2 separate regions of the Homo sapiens genome follow, and region 2 is linked to region 1. A link is a loop called in an ENCODE intact Hi-C map of the cell type or tissue named here. Cell type or tissue: PC-3. All regions are shown on one strand. Region 1 overlaps STIM1 (stromal interaction molecule 1). Region 2 overlaps STIM1 (stromal interaction molecule 1).

Region 1 (8,000 bases):
TTGGATCCAGACCTTATTCTCTCTCACCTTCTTTCTGACAGAATCCTTGAAATGACAAAGCTCTATTAGGACGGCACTTGAACCCACCCTCATTTTACCCTGGAGACATCACTGACCCCAGTTTCATCTTACTTTGAGATCAGCTCTGGCCTTGGCCTCCCCAGTCACCATACCAAAGAGAAAGTCATACCCCAGTATACCTTGGGAATGATTTGCACTCTGGCCTTGGCTGGCACTCAACTCAGGAAAGAAAAGTGACATGAAGCAACTGGCCCAAAGTAACACTAGTACTATCCCCAACTAGGGAAAGAAGGTCTTTCTCTGGGGTGGTAGGGGAGAAAAACTTCCAAATCATCATAAAACCCCCCTCACTTTCTGTGTATGCAAGCCAAATATGGGTCAAATGGTGCACAGGAAGAACTCACACAAAGGCCTTTTTCCAGGTGTATTTTAGGCTTCCAGGTATGTCACAGTCACAAATATCAGCTTGCTCCCAAGTGAGTGAATGAGCAATGTCCAGTTCAGGAAATTCAGACTTCGGCTTTCTTCTGGTTTCTAGGCTTGTGGTTTATAAACTCCATTCAGCAGCAAAGCAACAATATTTATAAGCCATAAGCCATCTTTCTATAACATTTTATTTGAGCTTGACAATGTATTAAGCAGAATAAACCTAGGCTTTAAACTTTCTAGCCATGCAATCTTGGCAAATAACTTTTTTTTTTTTTGAGATGGAGTCTCGCTCTGTCACCCAGCCTGGAGTGCAGTGGCTCGATCTCAGCTTACTGCAAGCTCCACCTCCCAGGTTCATGCCATTCTCCTGTCTCAGCCTCCCAGGTAGCTGGGACTACAGGCGCCCGCCACCACGCCCAGCTAATTTTTTGTGTTTTTAGTAGAGACAGGGTTTCACCGGGTTAGCCAGGATGGTCTCAATCTCCTGACCTCGTGATTCACCTGCCTTGGCCTCCCAAAGTGCTGGGATTACAGGCGTGAGCCGCCGTGCCTGGCCAGCAAATAACTTTCCCCATTCATAAAATGGGAATAATAGTAGTATCCTGCAAGACTGTTGTGCAGAAAAGTAAACAAATATATATAAAGCATCAAGAAATATACCAGGCCCAAAAAGGTTATTCAATCATTTGTTCATTCAGTCAACAAATATTTACTAAGTATATGCTATATGCACCAGTCAGTATTCTAGCACTGAGGATTTAGCCATTAACAAAAACCCCTGCTCTTATGGAACTAACAGGGAGTGGGGGTGCAAGGTGAAAGGCCTGACCAATAAATATGCCAGATGGTGATAAATGCTGTAATGAAAAATAGAGAAAGGGGTTGCAGTGTGTGGTGGGGGAGGGATTGCTATTTTTAAATAGAATGATTGGATAAGGCCTCACTGAGTTGAAATTTGACCAAAAGATCTGAAGGAAATAAGGCATGAGCCATGCAGAAAGTTAGAGTAAGAAGGAAGAACCAATGCAAAGGCCCTGAGGCAAGAGTATGTCTGTCTCTATTGTTCAAAGAATGGTAAGAAAGCCAGTGGGGCAGGGTGAGCAGGTGGAGAGGAAATGAGGCTAAGACAGTAACTGGGAGCCAAGTCATATGTGATCTTGTGGGCCACTCTAAGGGCTTTGGCTTTTTCCCTGAGAGATATGTAAAGCCACTGAACAATTTTGAACAGAAGAGTTATATAATTTGGATTTACGTTTTGAAAGGATCACTCCGGCTTCCTGTTTAGAATAAACTGTAGACAGGCAAGGGCAAAAGCAGGGCAATCAGTTAGGCTATTATCTCACCAGGCAAGAGACGATGGTAACGTGGATCAGGGTGGTAGGTGCAGAGGTAATGAAAAGTATCTGAATGTTGGATTTGTTTTAAAGGTAGAACCGACAGGATATGCTGACAGATTCCATGTAAGTGAAACTTGTTAAATTTAAAATGCCTATTAGATATCTAAAATGTTAATTAAGAGGTTAGATATGCAAGTCTAAAATTCAGGGAGAAATCTAAGCTGGAAACACAAATTTGAGTTGTCAATAAATAGATGATAGTTAAAATTATGTAAGTGGACTTTTAATGCCATGAGATATTCAATAAACAAAGCTCCCAGTGAATAGTAACTGCCATTATAACCCCGTTTTGTTCGTTTTTTCCCCCAGCTTCCCAAGCTTATAAACCCCTTTTTATTCTTAAGGTATTGGAGATAATTGCCAACTTCTAAACTTCAGTGCCCAACCTCTAACCCTGTCCCCACCCCTCAAGAAAAATTTGATTTTCTGATCTTGTATCCTTCTTTACTGTTGTCCTTCTTTTCAAATTTGCAATTAAAACATCAGATAAGTGAAGGCACGCTGGTGTTAAGTAGTAAAGGTACCAATTTTAGAGTTGGATTTAGGTTTGAATCTTCTCTCTCTCAGCCATTTACTAGTTCTGTGACCTTTTACCCTCAATTTTCTTATCTATACGATGGTACTAATAGTACCTATCTTAAAAGATTGTTATCTTATCGATGGTAAGACATCTACTTATTGCTTTATTCAACAAAAACTTACTGAGCATCCATTACATGCCTAGCACTGTGCTCAGCATTAGGGTTACAGCAGTGAACAGGCACTGGTACTATCCTCATGGAGCTTATAGCCTAAGGGACCATAGTATTTCTAAAGCACCTAGACAAAATTTAAATTTTTTTAAATCACCTAAATAAAATAAATATGTAAAGAACCTCACACAATGCCTAGCAAATAGTAGGTGCTAAGTGACAGTATATATTATTTTATAATTAAAACATCATAAGCCCTCACAGAACAATACGCTTTAGAATTGGCAAATCTTTGGAAATCAAAAGGTCCAATTTTCTCATTTAATAGAAGAGCAGATTAACTAGCTCCATAATAAACTTATTCAGGACACCTATTCAGTCAGGGCATATGCTAGCTGCTCAGGATACAAGGATGAGTAAAACACAGTCCCTACCTTACATCAAGTAAATATGCAAAGGGAGAATGACTCGCCTGAGGTAACCTAGTTCATCTCTTAGACTGGAAATCATGTCTTCTAATTCTCAGTGTTTTGCTCTTTCCACTGAATCAAAATTATTCAACTCAAATAAAAATACTTAGGAAGAAGCCTACCACTGTGCCAAAGAGAGTGCATCCTACAGCTCAGCAATTCCTCACGAGTAGTTTGTCAAAAAGGATAAGCCCCTCTGGGCCTGGAAGCTGATTCTTTTTTTCCTCTGTAACAGTCCATAGCACACAGCAGCTAGGGCCTCAGGGGCCCTGGTAAGAAGTTACAGAAAGATGCAGAAAAATAGAGTAAAAGCCTGAAACCACCAGAGCCACTGGTAAGTAAAGAAAAGGTAGAGCAAGGCCAGACCAAGACCCTCCTCCCTCATCCCAGATATTAAGTCATGTTCCCTCCAGGCTAGCACTAGCCCCAGAACTCTACCTTTGTCCCTCTAGGCCACCCACCCTGCCCCCTGCAAGGGCCCTCTTTAGAGTTTCAACATTAAGCTCCATTTAATGGAAAAAAAATAGCACTGGGAAGCAGAAAGAATACATCATGCAGTTCCAGAAACCTGGCTGAAACTGGCTCCACCACTAACTAGCTGAATGTTTCTTAACTCATCTGTTTCTGCATTTGGAAAATAGGGACAATACTCACTTCTGGGAACTGTGGTGAGCATCAGAGATGTGTCTAATGTATCTAGAAAAATGCCTGGCATGCAGCGGTTACTCAATAAATGGTGCAATGATTACTTATGAATGACAAGGTCTCCCTTGTCTGCCCCATGCTCTAGTGACCGCAGGCTTCAGCAGAGCAGCACAGTTTAAGACTCCCACAATAGTATGAAGTATTCAGGGAGATGTGGCACCTTCACTGGCTACATTTCTCAATCTCTTCTCCCCACAACCTATACCAGCTCAGGTCTCCACTCCACCCCTCCACCTTTAAAAAAAAAAAAAAATCTTTGAACCTGCCTCCTCTGCTGCCTCTTCAAAATACCACCCTCTTTCCTTCCTTCCCTCGCAACTATATTTCTCAAAAAAGTCTTTTGTTCTACATCTTTGCCTCATACTGACTCCCTAAGCCACAGCAGTCTAGCTTCTGTCCCCACCCCTCCACTGAAACTGCTGTCACCATGGTCACCAATGACTCAGTAGCCTCATTTCAGGCTCACCCTACCTGTTCTCTGCTGCAACAGACACTATTGCTTTCTTTTAGAAACTTTTCTCATTCCTGGCTTCCCAGACAGTACTTTCTCTTGCCTCTCTGATTGCCCCTCCTCAGGCTCCCTCCCTAACTTTTCTGTCCACACATATCAGAGTTCCTCTCTGCTCTATCCTTAACCCCCTTTCTTTCCCCATTTTATAAATTTTACTCAGGTGATCTCATCTACTTCTACAGTCTCTACTATTTCTTAGAGTTCATGATTCTCTCATGTCTATTCCTACCTCTCTCAGGAACTCCAAAACTCATGTCTTCTCCCCCAACTACCAGATATTTTCTCATGGATATCACCCATAACCATCTCAAGAGCAGCATTAACTTCCCCGGCTCTCTCTCTTGTATTCCATGTGTTAACAGCATCACAGTAATGCCCAGTCACCTAACACTGCCTCCTTCATCCTTCCGTCACACAATTTAAATCAACCCCCATGACCACTACCCTTGTTCCAGCCTCATCATCTGCTACTGCAAATCTTCTGGCTGCCTTCCCTGCCTCTAGTTATAATCTATACATTCTAAGCACAGGCATATAAGAGGTCTTCCTAAAAAAAACACTCTGGTCATGTCACACCCATCTTAAATATCGACGGTAAAGCTTAACTCCAATAGGATTTAAGCTCTTTACCATAAAATACAAGGTCATTCGGGATCTGGCCCTTCACACACACCCAGCTTCATCTCGTGCCACTCCCTCCAAGTAGTCCAACACTCCAGTTCAGGGAACAACTCGTCATTCACTGAATATGCCATGCACTTCCACAGTCACACTGCCCAGAATATGCTCCAGGGCACTCTGTCTGGCACAACCCTGGTCATCCTTACAGGGTGGCATCTTTGATATTGCTAAGTATTTAGACCCTCCTTCCTTTCTCTCCCAGTATATTTTCTTTTTTTTTTTTTTTTTTTTTTTGAGACAGAGTCTCACTCTGTCACCCAGGCTGGAGTACAGTGGAGCGATCTCGGCTCACTGCAACCTCTGCCTCCCGGGTTCAAGCAATTCTCCTGCCTCAGCCTCCTGTCTAGCTGAGATTACAGGCACATACCACCACACCCAGCTAATTTTTGTATTTTTAGTAGAGATGGGGTTTCACCATATTGGTCAGGCTGGTCTCGAACTGCTGACCTCGTGATCTACCCGCCTCAGCCTCCCAAAGTGCTGGGATTACAGGCGTGAGCCACCAAGCCCAGCCTTTCCCAGGACATTTTCTATGTACCTCTATTGTAGCACTTGTGACACTGTACAGAGTGCACTTGTTTATGGGTGTCTCAGTAACCTGCAGGTTGTTCATGGACACAGACTATGTCTTTCACATCTCTGCACCCCAACCCACTTGCCCAGCCTCTCAAGATAAGCAACCAGACTATCAGTCCTAACAGGGGATACTCCCCCTATAGCAGGAGAGCAAATTCTAATGACAACAGGAAGTCTCAATAGTTTCAACTTCCCCTCTTGCAAATGCTTCCAGATGGACTGACCCCACAAGAGCTATTTCCTACCTGGTTCCTGGGGCCCCTATGCCTGGTACAGCCTGTTCAATAGAAAGAGGAGAGCTTCCTTAAGGTTAAAATTCTTTGGAAAATGATTTCTAAAATGGGCTGAGCTGACAGGTAGGACTGCCAACTGACAGAGCCATCTCAGGAAGTAATTTGTGAAATAACTCCAAGACCTTTATACATCTTCCAAAGCAACTGGGATGGTTGCTACAACACCCTGTGGCTGGTCTTCTTGCCTTCCATCAAGGCTTGGGAAATTGCCCTGCATCACAATACTTACAAACAAGTTGCTTCACTAGGCAGAAATCTATAATGACTTCTCATTGCTTAAAACTGTAAACCAGAGTGATTAGGAACAAGCACACTGAAAACATATTACCTGGGCCCGAATCCCACCTCTACCACTTATTAGCCATGTGAGTTTGGGCAAATTATTTCAGTTCTCTAGGCCTCAGTTTTCCCATCTTTAAAACAGTAAAATAATAGTACCTACTTTCATAGGGTTGGTACAAAGATTAAATAAGCTAATCTGAATAAACTACTAATAAAAATTAAATAAGCTTAGCATTAAAAATGCAAAGAATAGTACCTGGCACATGGTAAGAACTTAATAAATTATATATAAACATGTTCAGGTTCCAAGTCCCTCTGTCATTCATAGCCTGAGATATGAAATGTTGCCCTGTCCCATTTCACATTCCATAATCCACCAGCTCCCTTCTGACGATCATTTATGATCCTTTGCCTCTATCCACAACACCAATTGCAATCTGCCCAGCTCCTCCTTCTGGCAATGCTACCTTCAGCTGGCCAGAAATTAACGCCTTCAGCAGTCTCACAGGTGGTGTCATGCCTAAGAGCAGTACAGGATACCACCTTCTCCTGAGCATTCTATTCCCTATGCCAAGGGTCCCCAACCCTCAGGCTGCAGACTGTACCAGTCCGTGCCTTGTTAGGAACCAGGCCACACAGCAGGAGGTGAGCGGCAGGCAAGCGAGCATTACTGCCTGAGCTCCGCCTCCTGTCATATCAGTGGCAGCATTAGGTTCTCACAGGAGTGCAAAGCCTATTGTGAACTGCACATGCGAGGAATCTAGGTTGCGTGCTCCTTATGAGAATCTAATGCCTGATGATCTGAAGTGAAACAGTTTCATCCCAAAATCATCCCCACCCCGCACCCTGGTCTGTGGAAAAATTATCTTGCATGAAACCGATCCCTGGTGCCAAAAAGATTGGGGATCGCTGCTCTCTGCTCACTCCTATTTTCACTCAGGTCATTTTCCAATCTAAATGCCTCCCAAGCTTCTGCAGTATATAAACTTAAACAGAGTTTTAGGGATTAGTTAAGTCACACCATCCCAGGAAGCTACAGTAACTCATAAAAATATCTGCCTTCCCTTAACCTCTAAAGTCCCAATGTGTAACTTATACTTCCACACTCATATCTAATCATCTCTATTAGATTAAGTTCCATGAGGCAGTGTCTGGTTTTCCATCACTACATCTCCATTACCCAAGAACAATAAATGTTTAAGAAATGTTGGGGGCCAGCCACATTGGCTCATGCCTGTAATCCCAGCACTTTGGGGGACCAAGGCAGGAAGATTGCTTGAGCTCACGAGTTCGAGACCAGCCTGGGCAATATGGCAAAACCCCGTCTCTACAAAAAATACAAAAATTAGCTGGGCATCGTGGCACGTGCCTGTAGTTTCAGCTACTCAGGAGACTGGAGCCTGGGGCAGGAGGATCACCTGAGCCCAGGAAGTCAAGGGTGCAGTGAGCTGTGGCTGCACTGCTGGAGTGTACTCCAGCCTGGGCAACAGAGCGAGATGCTATCTCAAAAGAAAAAAATGAAGAAGGCTTAGGCAAACAATAAAAGCTCAGTTAGCTAAATCTCCTACCACTGAGTCTGAGACATAACCAGGGACTGGTGGATTAACCAAGATCTATACCTTTCTACAACAACAACATGGAGAAAACTATATCAGCAATCTCATAGAGCTATTGTGAACACAAAGATGTAATCTATGTTAAACACTTAGGAGATTTTCTGACACATAAGCTGTCATTAAGTATCTCATTTTCTCTTTGAAAAGGAGCCATGGAGGTACCTTGTCAACTAAAGGACAGCTGGCCATACTACTTCTCCAAGTCATACTAATAGAAAAGCAGGGGACCACACTGTGTTCATTTACCTAATGGTGTTCTGTGGAACACTGGTATCTAACAAAATGTCAATAGGTGGTTTTTGAGGATAAAAAAAGATTACATGTTCA
Region 2 (8,000 bases), 160 kb before region 1:
AGGGAGCTACAATACAAAGTGCATATAGAGGGCAAATGCCAGCTCCTGGAGACAAAAAGAGCATGGCCAGCTGCATCGCACAACCCCTACACAAACTCAGCTCTCAGAATCTACCTTGCACTCAGTAACCATAGCCAGGGCAGAGTAACCATGGAGGTTTCAGGAGAACAGATGTGGCTGGCTAGGTGAACAGAGCTAACCCAGGGAAGCTGGCTGGGACTGGGGGAACCAGAGGATGGCAGAATTCCCAGTCTGTGTGCTGCAATTAGATTTTAGCAAAATGAGGTCAACTATTAACACCATCAGGCCTGAGACAAGGGAAGTGGTTGTAAAAAAATGAGATACTGAGATGTTAACAAAGTCAGGGGTAATAATAAGAATTTTCAGGGTACAAGTTAGCACTGAGAAAGTGAGCATCCAATCATTATCACCTTCTGGAATCCCTTCTCCCAATCTATTCTCTCCACCCTGTCCACTTCACACAATACCCTGGCAGATATAGATATTCATCCCTCACTGCCAAAATATGTAGTAGGAATTTCTTTTGTCATTTACACAGCCTTCTGTGCTGGGATGTCTGTTTAACGTGTAAGAGCTACTCATGGGCCCCCCTCCCTTCTAGTTATAGCCCAACAAATGCTTTAAATGCCTCAGCTATTCAGGTACTCCATAGATAGCATTTCTCCCCAAAACCAAGCTGGGCCAGATTCTTCTCCCAAATCCCCTCACTTCTGTAGTCTGGAGAGGCCCAGCCTCCTTCCATATAACTTCTAGCACACATCTCCCAGCACTTAATTCTGGCTAGATCTTAAGCTGGGTGCTGATGACAGATGAACAAAATTCTTTCATCAAGGAGTTCCCAGTTTAAAGGATAAAAGGCAGAGAGACATATTGTTATCAAAAAAAAAAAAAAAGTACAAAGGGCTGTGGGTTCCTACAGGAGAATAAGAGGAAAGAGTTGAGCATGCCTGTAAAAGGATGGAAAAACATCCTGGAGAAAGCTTGAAGGGCAAATTGGACCATAACAGAAAAGAGAGAGAGGGTAAGGATGCAGGTACAGAGATCAGAGTGAGCTTTGCCAGAAAAGCAACCACTCCTGCTCACTGGGGACTTTCCCCTATTTTCTGAGCCAATGAAGAAGGAAGATGAGGCATAGTCTTTTCTTTTCCTATCTCCAACTGCCCCTGACCCGCAACAATTATTCTGTAGGCCTCCCTGCACTTTTCTCAATATTCCTGCTGAAAGCACAAAGGGCATGCTAGCCCCTAGCCCAGGACTAAGCACACTGTAGGCACACATTAAAAATTAAAAATAGTAGCTACCATTTATTTAGAGCAAATTGGGGCACAGAGAACCTTAGAAATGTGTCCAAGGTCACAAAGCTACTGAGTGATAGAGCTGGTCAGCTTGATTTCAAAGCTGGAACTCTTTATTATATCTTGTTTCCTCTAATGGAAGTAGAAGATGGATAACATCTCCTAACATCTCCAAACACACCTAACATCTGCAAACTGGTACTGTTTGGCGAGCCCTAGATGGGCCTGTAAACCCAGAGCCAACTCTGTAGAGTGAAAAAGATCCTAAAGGGCAGTGTGCTACTCTGTGGTCACATGGGGAGGATTAAGCATGCCATCTACTGTCAGAAAATGGACCTTGAGGTGGCCCTCTGCTGAGCCAGTCTGATCCCTCTTCCCTCTTCCCTCTTCCCAAGTTCTGAGGCTGCTGTGGACAGATGGCACCTGTTCCCTCAGCAGACCCTCTTGGCTACTGCATGACAAACCTTTAATTGAAGATATGTCAAGCCTCAGACCAATAACAGAATTTTTATTATAGCTCAGTAAGGTGGCCATAGCTCACAGCTGTAACAAGTCTAGGTTCTCTGGGGTGTTTGTGTGCTAAATGACTGATGATGAGGTCTAAGTGTCTGCTCACTCAGCCTTAAGAACTCATCCTAAGTTCAGAATACAGGTCAGAGCCAGTACAGGCCTCCTAAATGGGTATTAAAGAATAGAACTGAAATAGGGATTTTTAGTCCATGCTCAGAGGGGAAATAAAGTCTAGAGGGGCACAGATCAAGGGACTTTTTGTAAACACCCAGCAGGCATGTCCCTACCCCTTTCAGAAGTCTCCTGGCAAAGAGCTCCTTAGTATTTTCCTCAGATTCCAGCCGGCGATTTTCAAATATTTCCTTTGACAAGCATCAGTAGAAAAATATAAAAACAATATTTGCCATCAGGACAGCTGCTGATTTCTAAAACCTTAGCTTCCAAGAGTATACCCAGCTCTATCAGAATCCTTGAATGAGAGAACCAGTAAGAACCTTTAATGAACAAACCCATTTTACAGATAAGGAAACCCAAATCTAGGCAGAACTGAATTGCCAAAGCTCACTTAATAAGGCAAGGACCAAGCACAGAAGTCCTAAAAATACAGGATGCAGACACCAGGAAGGAACAGACCTCCTGTCTTTTACACAGAACCCTTATTGAGGAAGAAGTTCCTCCCAAAAATCATAAAATGTCACAGCTGAAAGGAACTGTAGGGAGGAATCTCCTGATACAAATCATAAAACACACCTGAGAAAAGTGACTACCCAAGGTCACACAGTGAGTGGCAATTTTGAAAAGGGACCAAGGTCACCTGCCAATACAGGGTTCTTCCCCAAACTTCAAACAAGTTGTCTGAATAAAAATCCAGGAGCTACAAAAAAAGCTGTTCAGGCATACCTCGGATACACTGCAAGTTCAGTTTGAGGCCACTGCAATAAAGCTAATATAGCAATAAAGTGAGTCACAAAAATTTTTTAGTTTCCCAGTGATAAAAGTTATGTTTACACTATACTGTAGTCTATTAAGTGTATAATAGCATTATGTCTAAAAATACAGTGTGCGTGCCTTAATTTAAAAATAACTTATTGCTTAAAAATTCCGACACAGAGACTCAAAAGTGAGCACATGCTTTTGGAAATATGGTACCAACAGCTTGATCAACACAGGATTGCCACAAACCTTCAACTTGTAAAAAATGCAATTATCTGCCAAGTGCAGTAAGGCAAAGCACAATAAAACAAGGTATGCATGTATATATTTATTATTAAGATATAATTCACAGACCCTAAAATTCTAAGTCTCTCTCTTAAAATGGGCAATTCAATGATTGTACTATATTCACAAGGTTGTGCAACCACTGGCAAAATTAATGTTAGAATATTATCATTACCCCAAAAAGAAATGCCATATCTATTAGCAGTCACTTCCTATTTCCCACTGCCCCCACCCCCAGCCCCAGAAACCACTAATCTATTTTCTGTCTCTATGGATTTGTGTGTTCTGGGCATTTTATATAAGTGAACTCACAAAATTATATAATATGTGGCCTGTTGTGACTGGCTTCTTTTACTTGGCATGTTTTCAAGGTTCATCCGCATTGTAGCATATATCAGTACTTCATTCCTTTTAGTGACTGATTAATATTCTATTGTATGTATATACCATTTTTTTTCCATTCATCAACTGACAGACACTTGAGTTGTTTCCACTTTTTGGCTATTATTCTAATTTCAACACATCCTCACCAACACTTGTTACTGTCTTTTTTATTATATCCTAGTGGGTAAAAAGTGTTACCTCATTGTAGTTTTGATTTGCATTGCCCTGATAATGATGTTGAGCATTGTTTCAGGTGTATATTGGCCATTGAACTGTGGACTATACAAATAATATGTTCAAATCCTTTGTCCATTTTTTGTTTGTTTGTTTGTTTTGAGAGAGGGTCTCACCCTGTCACCCAGGCTGGAGTGCAGTGGCACGATCTTGGCTCACTGCAACCTCTGCCTCCCAGGTTTCAGCAATTCTTATGCCTCAACCTCCTGAGTAGCTAGGATTACAGTCATGTGCCACCACACCCGGCTAATTTTTGTATTTTTTTAGTAGAGACAGGGTTTTGCCATGTTGGCCAGGCTGTTCTCAAACTCCTGTCCTCAGGTGATCTGCCCACCTCAGCCTCCCAAAGTGCTGGGATTACTGGCATGAGCCACCGTACCTAGCAAGAATTTTTTATGTATTCTGGATAGTAGAGCCTTGTCAGAAAAATGTTTGCCAATACTTTCTCCACTTTGTGGGTTGTCTTTTCACTTTCTTGGTACATTCTTTGAAGTATAAAACTTTTTTATTTTGGTGAAGTCCAATTTATCTATTCTTTCTTTTGTTGTATATGCTTTTTAAAAAATAATTTGAGGTAAAATTCACATAATATAAAAGTAACCATTTTAAAGTAAGCAATTCAGTGGCATATAGCACATTCATGATGTTATGCAACCACTACCTCTATCTAGTTCCAAAATATTTCCATCACTCTACAGTAAAATTTTTTACCAGTAAGCGGTTTCTCCCCATTCCCTCCTCCCACCAACCCCTGCCAACCATTAGTCTACATTCTGTCTCTGTGGATTTATCTATTCTAATCATTTCATATTAACAGAATCATATAATATGTGATCTTTTGTGTCTGGCTTCTTTCATTTAGCATAATGTTTTCCAGGTTCATCCACATTGTAGCATGTATCAGAACTTCATTCCATTTATAGGTGAATAATATTCCATTGCACCACAATGTATTTATCTATTCATCTATTAATAGACAGTTGGGTTGTTTTATTTTTTGGCTCTTGTGACATGTGCTGCTATGAAAATGCATGTACATGTACTTGTTTGAGTACTTGTCTTCAATTCTTTGCATATATACCTAAGTGTGGAATTGCTAGGTTCTAGGGTAACTCTGTGTCTAATTTCTGAGAAACCACCAGACTATTTTACACAGTAGCTGAACCGTTTTACCTTCTCACCAGCAATATACAGGGTTTCAATTTCTCTATACCCTCGCCAACACAAGTTTTCCATTTTTAAAAACTATTATTATTATAAGTATCCCAGTCAGTGTGAAGTATATTCTTAGCTTCAGTACCTGTGTTCTGCCTATCTCAGGAAGATAGTTTTCCTGCTGATCTCTGGCCTTCCTTAAGTTAGATCACATGCAGCACATGGGCTACATGCAATAAGCCTAAGAGAAGAATACCCCTGTCCTGGTATCAGTCCAACCTGCTCCACCAGGGCCCCTCTTGTTGGTTCTGATATCCTGGACCCAGTACCATGTCCCCAGCATTCTGGTTCCCATGCTAGCTGATTTTTTCAGATAAAATCCTTGACTGCTTTAACCTGCAGTTTCTACTGTATCCTTTCAGACATGATAAATCTGATTTTGATACAGATAAAGCTTGATAATATATATTACAAGGCTAAGGAAGACTTTCAGGCTGCTGAAAGCTTCCCCTTGCATGGTGGTGACAGAGGAGAACCTCTGCAAAAGTAGCCTAGCTTTTATAGTTGGGTATAAGTGTCCTTGTTGGTGTATACAAAGAGATGTGTAAGCTGTTAACATAGGGAGAGTTTAATAAGGCCACTTCTCATCTTTTAAGACTCAGCTCAAGAATTACTTTCTCCATAAAGTTTCCCTGGACTCCAATAGGAAACTCCTCCCTAGTTTGTGCCCCCAGTTGAACTCTGGAAAGACTTACATAATAGCTATAACACTTACTATATTTGTTGACACTTTACTATATTTGTTGACATAGCTATCTCCATTTAGATAGAAGTACTGGAGAGCAGGGACCCTGCCGATTATGCTGGTACATAGAATGTGCTCAGTAAAGGTTAGTGAATGACTGGAAGGCCATTGCTCAATACAGAGACTACGCCTTACATAAAGAGTAGAACCATTCACTGTGTCGTTATTCAAAACCTACCAATGAAGGTGAGTAAAATGTGTCCTAGAACCCTCCACTCCCCCAAAAAAAAGGTGGCAAAGGAAGTGGAAACATTAGTCTTCTCCCAGGTTGCTCTGTTTCATACTTTCAAAAAGTATGGATCCACTTGTATTGAGACATCAACTTGCACATTAGCCAAGCCATATTCACAGACAGGGAAATGTTATATGGCCTCTGACCTTGCCTGCCAGCTGCTTCTCTGGACTGTTTCCTGGTTCAATAGCATTCTTCTGCTGGCACCCTAAATCGAGGCCAGCCATTCCCAAAGGGCAGGAAGTGGGCCCTAAGATCCTGTTTGGTTGAAAATAGTTTTCCAAGAAATCTCACTACTTTTTGCTCCCCCTTGGTTAACTTAGAATTAGAAAAAGGATTACAGGCTGGCCGTTCCTACCACATAGATCTGTAGAGACTGAACAACCTAATTCTCTCAACTAGACCCTGGCTGAAGAGACCACCCTTTCTTAGGCCTGAGTGTGTCTACTGCTTCAGTGAAAACCCACTTAGTCCTCCTTGGTCATTCAATAATACAAAGATGTTCATTAATCAGTTCATGCACTCTACATGTCTACAATAACCCACTGTCATTATATATATATAAACCTGCTGATATGCTATTGAAATGAAATATAGAAGTAGGTAACAGGTAAAAAGCTTTCAGCCCATAGGGGGTTACTTCTATCCCTGAGCATACTTTTCATATTTTAGCTTTTGTACTCTTGCTCAGGTTGTTTACTCTGCCTAGAATGTCCTATTCTGCCACCTCCATAGAATAAAGCTCTATCCACCCTTAAAGGCAGAGGTAACATGTCACCTTGTCTATAGGATACCTTCACTAGCCCTCATCTGGGCCTCAGAAGTACTGTGTACCTCTACAGAACACTCATGTTGTCCCTTCAGGGCAGAACATGATTCATTCCAGGTCTTCCTACAGGGTCCAGCACAGCATTGGCACAATGCAGATATTTCCTTAAAGTATTTAATGAATGCATGTTGCTACGTGTCTGGACTAAAATGTAAGACTCTTTCATACCTTAATACCAGTGGAAATAGTATAGGTGCTATCTTGCAGGTGTGCCTAGGAGACCCAGAGCCTTAGCCTTAGCCTATCCACTACAACAGCTTTGGTTTCCATGGCACAGCAGTAGCCCTTCTCAACACAAGACTCACAGAGAGGAGGCCCAAAGAGCACTGTATCCAGAGCCTTCAGCTGCAGCTTCTGCCGATGACTCCGGTCTGTCATCTTCAGCACAGTCCCTGTCATGGTGGTGTTGGTGACAGCCAGCCTGTTGAGGCAAAGAGTAGCAGATCAGTTCCCTCCCAGTAAAGCCAGGAAGGATCCTGGTAGGATTACCCGCCTCCCCCAGGAACACTTCTAGCTCTTGGTGATTGCTCCCCTCTGCACTCTAGAACACAGAGTCTATACCAGTTGGGTCTCAACAGGGTATATGGAGAGACACATAACATTTACCAAGAATTTGTTCAGCCCTCTCCCCATATCCACCAACTTCTAAGCACCCTATCCTCTAAGGATTACCTGTCTGTGACCATTCCCACACCCAACTAAATTTTCTGTTGTGCTTCTCCTTCCAGGGTTTATCCTCTACATATTTTCCCCACCTCCTACCATTTATAAATGCATTTCCTGTGCAGCCCAGGTCAAACTGTCATGTCATATGACCCAGTGATTCTGGGATTTATGAATTATCCTAATCTAAACTCACTGTCATTATATATAAACCTGCTAATGTGCTATTGAAATGAAATATAGAAAAGGAAAAAAAATTTTAATTAACCACTGATGACAAAAATGGAATTAGTCCTGTTAGCTTGTATTTGAGTCACTGCAATACAAGTTACCTCCAATAAAATTACTGTAATTTTTTATGACCTCCACCCATACTGTCAGTGATAACTTTAATAAGAGAAAGCCTGTGAACAAGAAAATGACCTAGGAAAAATGGAACTTTGTTTCTCTTCTGCTGGAACACAGTGGATATAAGAGGAGGGGGGTAAAAGATATGAAAGGTTGAAAACCACTGGTCTAGGTCCCACAAGTAAGCACTTAATTCTATACTACTCTATAAGATTGGTGCTCTTTTCTGATGCATAGCTTTATTTCTCCAGCTAGAAAAGAAGCTTCTGACATCACAGTGTGATTTATACTCCTGTCTGAGCATAC

Evidence for each region. A loop is a pair of places that touch in the nucleus more often than their neighbours do. Peaks named below come from ENCODE experiments on the same cell type or tissue, not always from the same donor. Only the 100,000 strongest peaks of a DNase experiment are listed, where the experiment ranks them.
Region 2: a loop joins it to region 1, with 2.8 times the contacts of the local background. A loop is called at or near these places in 3 of 110 quality-filtered maps.

Annotation. Positions count from the first base shown.
Region 1 is chr11:3,901,337-3,909,336 of GRCh38, reverse strand. The region is part of intron 1 of STIM1 (stromal interaction molecule 1); the gene reads right to left. Among named protein-coding and RNA genes, the nearest start is that of PPIAP40, 12 kb to the right of the region's middle. RefSeq lists a silencer at 5,464-5,758 and an enhancer at 5,464-5,758. In PC-3, no CTCF peak of the experiment used is centred here; DNase peaks (open chromatin) are centred at 2,976, 3,736, 4,146 and 4,956; H3K4me3 peaks cover 2,038 bases; H3K27ac peaks cover 3,511 bases.
Region 2 is chr11:4,058,385-4,066,384 of GRCh38, reverse strand. STIM1 (stromal interaction molecule 1) reads right to left here. Exons shown (of 13, transcript NM_001382567.1): 5 at 6,989-7,104. Among named protein-coding and RNA genes, the nearest start is that of RRM1, 32 kb to the left of the region's middle. In PC-3, no CTCF peak of the experiment used is centred here; no DNase peak of the experiment used is centred here; H3K27ac peaks cover 1,301 bases.